Regions from separate parts of the Mus musculus genome. Here all the other regions are linked to region 3. Evidence: chromatin contacts called from ENCODE Hi-C or POLR2A ChIA-PET data. All regions are on one chromosome and are shown on one strand. The core of a region is the stretch at or near the end of the contact, and the rest is flanking DNA. Distances in the headings are between cores, read along the strand shown.

Region 1 (2,745 bases), core at 135-2,634, 35 kb after region 3:
GTCGGTGGGGAGGCAGATGGTCAGCTATGTGTCAGCAGCGTGGCCAGACTACATTTATACAAGATGTTCAGGCTAAGGAAAATCATATTCGACTTATACTCATATCTGCAGAAAAAGAAGGACTGGTAGGAAATGGTAAACATTCTAGATCTAAAATATGTAAAGCATACATTTCCAAATAATATAGGTGATAAAAAATCGAGATACGAAATATTTTAGATATGTATATTACAAATTGCATACCTTGTATATTTATGCTGTTATTTTAATTCCATTTAGTAAATTACTGAAGTGATGCTGATAGGAATTTGTTTGGCTCTGAATGTATATGTAGGAAAGAATGGTATAAAATCTTTGGTCTGTGTTCACTAAGACCTGTAGCAAATAAAATATGAAATAAAAAGGGAGAAAACCGTAGAAATCAAGGAATAACAAGCCACAAGTCTTTGTTCTGACAGAGTTGATAAACATATCTAGGATGATTAGAAGAAAATGACCAAAAATAGAACTAAAGATGTCATATTACTAAAACAATAATGGAATATTATGAGTGATTATGTGCTTATCAATGAAAATATTTGAACCAAATAGTCTTATGATTTATAACAAAATTTATCAAATATTGCTAAAGAAATAAAAGACATGATAGATGTTATATCATTTAGAAACATTAAATTGATAATCTTTCCAGATGTAATTTCCAGCCTAGCTATTTTCACTGATTATTTTTGAAACGTGTGTAAATAATTCCAATTATATTAAAAACTCTTTGATAGAGTAAAAGAGAAAAAATTCTTGCTAGTTTACTCTGAGGCCAGCATTAGCGTGAGTCTGACACTGGACAAACATAGAAGAAAGCAGGAGAAACGCAGCTCCTTTCACACTAGCCATCAGAGCATTCATAACAAATGTCACATAGAATTGGGCATAATAATTTAATCATGAGCACACACATCATTAACATTCAAACTTTAAATAAATTAACATCAAAAGTAATTTGACAAATTTCAAACCCACTTATAACTGACAACATATCAGCCTGAGTTACATAGGCAGTGTTTCAAGATAAAACAAAACCTACTCAGAATGCAATGTTACATAGACACATACTTTAGGCTGTTTATCATTTGTCTGTCGAATCATGTGTAAATTGGAAATGAAATATTTCCAGTAAGTTAGAGTTGATAAAGAAGTTACACCAGGAAGCTATAGCCCAGTTAAATGTGGACATGCTATTTGCACAGGCATGTTATTAACGGAACTCTGCATAATCCTTTGCAAAGCAGAAGGTGCATATGAGAAAATAATCTTCAGCAGGTGTTGGCAAGCAGACTCATGAACCAAATGGGATTTAGTTCCTGTCTTGAAAATAGTTACATTGGAACACAGCCACCCCGTGGTGTGTATGGCCTATAGCCACTCTCATATTTCAAAGGCAGAGTTGAATAGTTACAGAGATCCTCTGACCACAAAACCTAAAGCATTTGTTATATGTGTCTGCAGAGATAAAGTTTGCTAACCTCTGATCTAAAGGAACCCAATTCTAGGGTAGAAAGGTTGTCCTAGGTGAGCAAATACCAGTTGAGAAGGTTGATCAGTTTATTTTTCTAGGACCAATCTTTCTTTTTTTTTTTTTTTTAACATTCATTTCTTACAACTAGACCTTGTGTCTTGATTAGTCATCAATTTGCTGTATGGTGAACTAACAAAACCTGTGTTAAAGGAAAGATTACATTAAACATGTCTCTCTTTAAGCCTTGGAAATCTAAGATGTCATTCTGGAAAGTTCTTATTTCAGTAACTATACTTCAAAGACAAGAATCTAGACTCTAGGTTCAAGTATTTAGGCTGGAACTTACGAGGTGGCACAGTGGGTTAAGAGCACATGCTGCTTTTATAGAGGGCCCGGGTTTTTCCCTCAGCACCCAGCTCTGTAAGTACAGTGCTGGGGCCGGTGACCTGGGTTCCCATGGTACTGAGTGTGGATGTGCTATACATGCATACATGCAGGCAAACACCTCCATACTAACATTTTAAGAAAAGAACCTTGTAGTATTTCCGACAAGTTAAGCATTGACTACAAGCAAGCAAGCATAGAATTGTAAGGCATAGGCCACCATTTGGAAGATGTACTGTTTTTACGCAGCCCAAGTGGTGTCCATGTACAGATGTCCTTGCCTTTTTCTTTGTTGAAGATAGGAATACCACCAGTGGTCAGCAGCTGGTAGTTTGAGCTCAGTTTTGTGTACCTCTGAAATGCAGAGAGCCATTGTTCTTAGAGATTTAGCAGCCCAAACTTATACACCAATTACATACAGATTAAATCGTATAGGTTCTCTAATATACCTAACCTATATTCTGATTGGTCTACTCTATAGTTACATCATTGGTCTACTCTACAGTTACAACATATATGTTGTTTATATAAGACATATTTTGACTTTAAATCTGTCTTCAAAAAAAGTCGACTATAAACTTACCTGTTATCTGTTATGTTTGCAACAGTATTTTAAAGAAAAACATGTTTATTAATCAATTTGTTTACATTTCAAATGTTACTCTCTTTCCTGGTCTCCCTTCCACGAACTCCTCACCCATGCCCCACCCCTTTCCCTCTAAGAATGTGTTCCTCCACCCACCCACCTACTCTTGCGTCACCCCTCTAGCATGCCTCTTTGCTGGGGCATCAAGCCTCCACAGGACTGAGCACCTCCCCTCACACTGATGCCCAGACCTCTACTACAT
Region 2 (2,776 bases), core at 141-2,640, 46 kb before region 3:
GCAATATGTGTAATACTCCTACAAGAGAAATATGGCTCAAAGGGGTTTGTGAAATCCTGGTTATTGTTCAACCTTTCATATCATTAGAATACAGCTGATCCTACACTTACAAGCTTGTTTCTTATATGTATGTGTAAGGCCTGAGTCCGATCCCCAGGAATAAGTGTACACACACACACACACACACACACACACACACACACACACACACTACTTGTTTGTTTTTATTTTATAAAAGGAAACAATAACTTCATGATAAACCAGATGAACAGGATCTTAAACAAACGTGCCTCCAGTTAGCCTTAGCAAGAATGCAACAGAGCAAGGACACACACCATTTGCATTAATTCTGCCACTAGGAAACCCGGGGAAAAAAAAAAAAAGACAAAACAAACAGCCCCACCCCCAACCAGATCAAGTTACTCCTAGAAAATAAACGACTCTTCTGAGCATTTGTAAACATAGCCCTAGGGAAGCAGAAAGACAGGTAGATCACTACCAAACCGGCTAGCCAAATCTATAAACTCCAGGTTCAGTGAGAAACCTGGAGGGCAATTGATGAAGACATCTGATAGGAACTTCTGGACTCCACATGAGTGCACGACAGACAGACGACACACATGAATGAAATGTAATCTAAAATTATTTTTTTAAATAAAAAAAGACTATGTTTTCCAGATTGTTGGTGCCGTGAAACCCTAAAGCTTTTCTTTGAAACATTTCTGTATGTCCTACTCAGTGGGCTGTCAGTAGTTGATTGCTAACACAAAATGTCTTTCACTTTCACTATTTCAGATTCCGTAACTGTTGTTATTAGAAAGGCCCCCTTGCCTCCTTAGAAATCGATGTAATGTACACATTCTTTAGAGTTCAAAACCTGTCAGGCATTTCCCATTACAAATCATCAAATCCATAAACCCAAATAATACATGTCCTTGAATTGAACCAAAACAACAACAAAAAAAGGAAACAACCATATGCGAGTTCAAGTACTATTGGAGAATTGAACCAATTGTTATTCCGTTATCAAATATACTTACTTATTTATTTTCAAAGAGTAGCTACAAACGTTTGCAAGGAAAAAAACAAAACCAAAACAAACAAAAAACCCAAACCAAATCAGCACAATCCTTTACAGTGAGTACTCATACATTTATCGACATTCAGAGAGCTTTCCGAAGTTAGAAAATTAACTCCATGCACCTTTCAGTGCGGGGGTGGGACGACTCTCCAGGGAACCCTCGCTCAGCCCTGCAGCCGGGAGGGGAGGGCGCACGGGGCGTCGCGCAGAGCCTGGCGCAGACCCCGCCCGAGCTGGCGGCACCGCCCTGCGGCCCGCAGTTGGCTGTCCCCGAGGCCCGCCCCACCGTCCCGCCGTCCGGCCGCCCCTCTGTCCGCCTGCCCCCGCCGCGGAGCCCGCCAGTCCCGTCCGCCGCCGTCCATCCCGCCATGGCTGCGCGCCTGCTCCTCCGCTCCCTGCGCGTCCTGAGCGCCCGCTCGGCGCCACGCCCGCTGCCCTCCGCCCGGTGAGTGCGGGTACAGCCTGGGGTACCGGCAGCCGGGGCGGCGGAGCTCTGGGGATGGGGTGTGACGCGCTACGGTCAAGCCGGGGCGACGCGGCCGGAGGAAGGGACCGGGCCTTCTCTCCGGAACCCGGGGCTGCCCGCTGTGGCGTGGAGAACTCGGGGTGTCCCCACCACGGTCCGCCGCGCCCCAAAAGGCAAGGCAACCCCTAATGCTCGCTCCAGGCCTGGGCCCCGCCCCACGTCCTACAGTGTCCCGTGAACTGACTTTGAAAGTGTTGTCCCAGCTTTAGCGGGAGCGATCACCCCCTGGGCGCTCTGCCACCGAGTAGTGCGACCTTTAGCCCAGTTGGAACGGAGACTGGGGACTGCCACCTGACAGTGAACTTGGGACTTGGTGTGCGGAGGCGGGGACCGGAAGACCAGAGCAACTTCAATCATCCCGACTCAGGCGTCCAGGCGTAGGCCCCATCTGATAAATTAGTTGTACACTTATTACTAAATCCTTAAACTAATTAAATGTAGAGGGATTAATGGGCAGCTCCCAAGAGCTTTAGAGACTTTTGGGGGTGTTTATACTGAGATCAAGTTTTACCTGTCTAAAAATCCATTCCTTGGATAAAGCAGACTGGAAGTGTAAAGCTTTGTTAATTATGGTGGCAGGACATTTAAATGAGCTAATTAGCACATTGTTGCGAAGTACAATACAGTGCTGTGGTAAAGCTTATCCATCCGGAGGAGACTTGGGAAAGTTCCGAGGACTTTAAGATAGGAATGCTTTTCTATTCTCCGGAGGAAGTGATGTTCTGACGCTCTTAAAATTAGAGCACCCTGAAGATGAACAGAGACACCTGCATCGGTGGCAAAGGACAGGCCAGCTGACTCATTGCTGGATGCTGCGAAAGGGTGTGTTCCTATTGTTCTAGCTTTTCTTATTTCTTTTTATGTTAATAATATTTCTGTATTTTTTTAATTAGAGAACCCCCCAAATGATCTTATTTTGATTCAAGTGTGGGAAGAAGCTCTGCCTTACAGAGGATTATTGGAGAATGGTCAGTGAGCCAGGAGCTATAGTTTTATCGTCACGGGTTTCTTAAAGGGTTATGAGTATAATGGCCAACGATCCAGTTGAAAGGCAGTCTGAGTCAGCATTTATGGAGCGAGGCCTAGGCTGAGCCCAAGAACGTTTACATCCAGCTGCCAGGGCCTGAGTGTGCCAATGGGTCATTTCATTTAGTCTGACTTTTTTTTAT
Region 3 (3,102 bases), core at 231-2,730:
TATGATTTAACAATGTAAGAGACAGTGTTGTTTTCTGCTCCAATAGTTGGATGCATATCATCTCCACCTAAGGGTACTGCTTTCTAAGTTATTCATGCCTTCCTCCCATTTTTTTTTTTTTTGTGAAGCCTTTAAAATGAATGCCCAGGTGAATACAGGATCTTAGAACTGCTTGATCACCGTTGACTTCTCAAACGGCTATACATCCACTGTGCAGTTTTGTTTTGGGTTTAGACACAGTCTCAGTATGTCGCTATGATTATCCTGGACCTAACCACTAGACTAGGCTGGCCCACCTGTGCCTGGGATTAAAGGTTTGTACCATCACTCCAGACCCTACCACATTCTTTAAGTGTTTTACCCATCCCTTTAAATATGACAAATATCCAGTGTTTACTTTTTCCTCCAACACACTGTTAGTCCATGATTTTTAATTGAATGAAGGCAAATCTATTTTCTGGACTGCCCATCCTTGACCCATATTGAGCAATTATTGTTCTGAGTAATTTTTATAACCATTTTCCCTACTGTAGGCAGTTTATCATAAAAATTATTTCAGCTATTTATTCATGTACTAGAAAAAGAAAGAACAGTTAATTTTCCAACTCTGGTAATGTCTTAAGTATTGCTTCTTTATGACTTCAATTCTATACACTCCTGCCTGTAAGCCCTTCCAAATAAATAAGGTAGAAGTGATATATCGATCTAAAAATTCTAGTGCCTTTTCACTTCCTACAGCATTCTAGTGAAAATCTGCTTAGCAAAGCGTCTAATCTATTATCTAAGGAGCTATATTTAGGCTATCGTTTTTTTCTCAAGCATCAAGTTCAAGCCTGGGGAAATGCCCGGGTGCGTTTAACGGTGGTGAGCTGCGAGCTGCGAGCTGGGCCAGGTGCAAGACTCGCTCGCAGAGATGTTTCTGTCTCTAGCCAACTGTTTCCATTAAAATCCCGCTGGTCTGCGCTACCTCAGAGTTAACTGCAGAGCTCCTTAATCATAAGCTAACTCAAATGTATCCATGGCAGGTCTGCCACCTATTTTAAGGTCCTCAGAGGTCCGACAGAGCATGACTCGGGATCGAGCCTCTGGGACCCATAGAAGCAAAAGGTTGGAGCGTTGAGGGCTGCTTAACCCTCGGCCTGGCCAGGACGGCCCTGCCCGCCCGGAGTTTCCAGGTCTTATTTTCCTGTAACAGACCTAAAGAAACCGCAGCGCCCCGCAGCACGGCCGGCGGGGTGACTTTTGCGGGCTGGCACCGGGGTGGAGAGAGCGCGGGACAACGGCGGCGCGGAACGCACTGGGAGCCGGCAGAGTTCGGCCACCGCGCTCAGGCTGCTTTCAGAACGCTCCCAGCGGCTTCCGCGGGCCCCGCCCCCGCCGGGGTTTCCCCGCCGCCCGTCTCATTTGCATGGCGCGCCCCTCCCCCGCTGCCATTGGCCGGCGCCGGGCCCCGCCCTCCCCCACTCCCCTCCCTCCGCCGTAGGGTTCCGTCCCCCGAGCGCCCGGAGCTGCGGGCAGCGGGCGGACTGTTAAACCGCGGCGGCGGCGTCAGCCGGGGCGGGAGCGGGGCGCGCTCTGGAGACGAGTCGGCGGCGCCCCGGGTGGGGGGAGGCGGGCGGACAGCTAGAGATCGCCTCGGCGGCCCCCACCACGGCCGGACCGAAGGTGCGGCGGCGGAGGGCAGCCAGGGCGCCCCAGCAGGCGAGTGGCCGGCGTCGCAGCGGCGGGCTGAGGGGGGTGGGTCTCCTCGGCGGGGGACGGCGGCGGCGCGGGGCGGGAAAGAGCGGAGAAGACCGCCGGGTGGACTCGCGGGCTCGGCGTCCGCCGGGCAGCCCCCTTTGCACCCCGAACCCTGCTTGCCGTTGGACTGCGGGCCCCGGCACAAGACCGTGCTTTGGGGCAGGGGTCGGACCGCAGCCAAATTTAAACGGCTAAACCTAACAGCCTTGGCAGACACGGCGGGGAGGGGAGGGCGGGGCAGGGGGCGGGCCTGGATTCGAGTCACGTGGGGATGGGGCGGGGCTTGGCAGGCCTCCCTTTTGTTTTGGCTGGCGCGTGCGCAGAAGGCGGAACACGTGGTTTTTCTTGGGCACGCCCTCTCCCTCCCCCCCCCCCCGCCCCCCGCAAGGCTGGAGCAGCGGCGCCTGTCCTGGGGGTGTGGGGCGCTCTGTGGGAAGCTTTCCGTAACGCTGAGCTTGGCTGGCCAGCGGCGACATTAATTTCTTCTTATTTGGGGCCGTTATGGATTTGGCCTTTAGAATTGTTTGGGGTGGAAGGGAGTGTTGTGGTTTATTGAAAGGTAACCGGTCCGAGTTGGTGTTGCTGCTTGTGCCCAAGAGGGGAGAGGGCTAGCTTTAAAAAAAGAAACAGCGTTTGGTAAGGAGAAATAAATGCAGGACGGTGTTGTGTGGTCCCAAATCGGGGAAGGAGCTGTTGGGATCTGCCTTGCGAGGAGCGGGCGCTGCGTGGGCGTCCTCGGTACCCCCGCAGAAGGCGCGGTGGCGGTTCCCTGTCCTCGCTGTTCCCATCGCGGGTTCCCGGGAGACTGGAGTTGTGGGAGTCACCTTCTGGCTTTGATTCCCCCAGCTTGGACGCAGAATGTGCCGGAGAGACTAAGAAAGATTGGCCGCCGCCGCCGCCTTTAATAGTTTAACTTTGTGTTTGTAGAAAGGTTTTTAAATCCTGATTGGATAGGGCAAGTTTGATAGCAACATAACTTCCCCGAAACTGTTCCTGAGCACAGCTGGCAAAACAGGCAGGATTTGAGGGTAGAAGTAGTTCTAAAAATAATTCGACAGTGGAGGGGGAAAAGCGCAGGTGTGGAACGCAGACTGTTTAGTAATGCCGGGGGTTGATTTCTGCGGTTTCCAGAGAGCTAACTAGCCGTTTCCTTGGGCAAGTCACAGCCTTGCTGATACATCTGTTTCCTCTGGAAAACCGTTTCGTAATACAGTTCCTGCCTTAAAAGAGTGTAATGAAGATCACGTGCCTTGTGTTAGTGAGCATAAATCACCACGTAATGTGGTGGTGTAACATAACGTCAGTTTTTAACAAAGCTAGCATATTTTTGGAATTTTAAGAATAAGCCGTGAAGTAAGATAT

What was found. A loop is a pair of places that touch in the nucleus more often than their neighbours do. ChIA-PET counts read pairs that join two places held with the same protein, here RNA polymerase II (POLR2A).
Region 1: a map of gastrocnemius shows a loop between it and region 3 (2.3-fold over the local background). The contact joins the enhancer-like site here to the promoter of Kansl1l in region 3. A Hi-C loop is called at or near these places in 5 of 37 maps with a recorded cell type or tissue (gastrocnemius, heart, regulatory T cell and 1 more). POLR2A ChIA-PET finds 5 or more read pairs at or near these places in 1 of 5 experiments (Patski).
Region 2: a map of gastrocnemius shows a loop between it and region 3 (5-fold over the local background). The contact joins the promoter of Acadl here to the promoter of Kansl1l in region 3. A Hi-C loop is called at or near these places in 8 of 37 maps with a recorded cell type or tissue (adrenal gland, gastrocnemius, heart and 1 more). POLR2A ChIA-PET finds 5 or more read pairs at or near these places in 4 of 5 experiments (Patski and embryonic stem cell).

What each region holds. Positions count from the first base shown.
Region 1 is chr1:66,781,137-66,783,881 of GRCm38, reverse strand. All of the region lies in intron 2 of Kansl1l (KAT8 regulatory NSL complex subunit 1-like), which reads left to right. All of the region lies in intron 1 of Gm46093 (a long non-coding RNA gene), which reads right to left. Among named protein-coding and RNA genes, the nearest start is that of Kansl1l, 35 kb to the left of the region's middle. Within about 2 kb of position 1,384, at least 1 of the 3 ENCODE cell types and tissues checked has a DNase peak (open chromatin) inside an H3K27ac peak, as active enhancers do; it is gastrocnemius, where a contact is called at or near this core.
Region 2 is chr1:66,861,923-66,864,698 of GRCm38, reverse strand. It overlaps Acadl (acyl-Coenzyme A dehydrogenase, long-chain), which reads left to right and starts at 1,390. Exons shown (of 11, transcript NM_007381.4): 1 at 1,390-1,526. The coding sequence starts at 1,450.
Region 3 is chr1:66,815,973-66,819,074 of GRCm38, reverse strand. Kansl1l (KAT8 regulatory NSL complex subunit 1-like) reads left to right here and starts at 1,480. Exons shown (of 15, transcript NM_001122738.1): 1 at 1,480-1,701.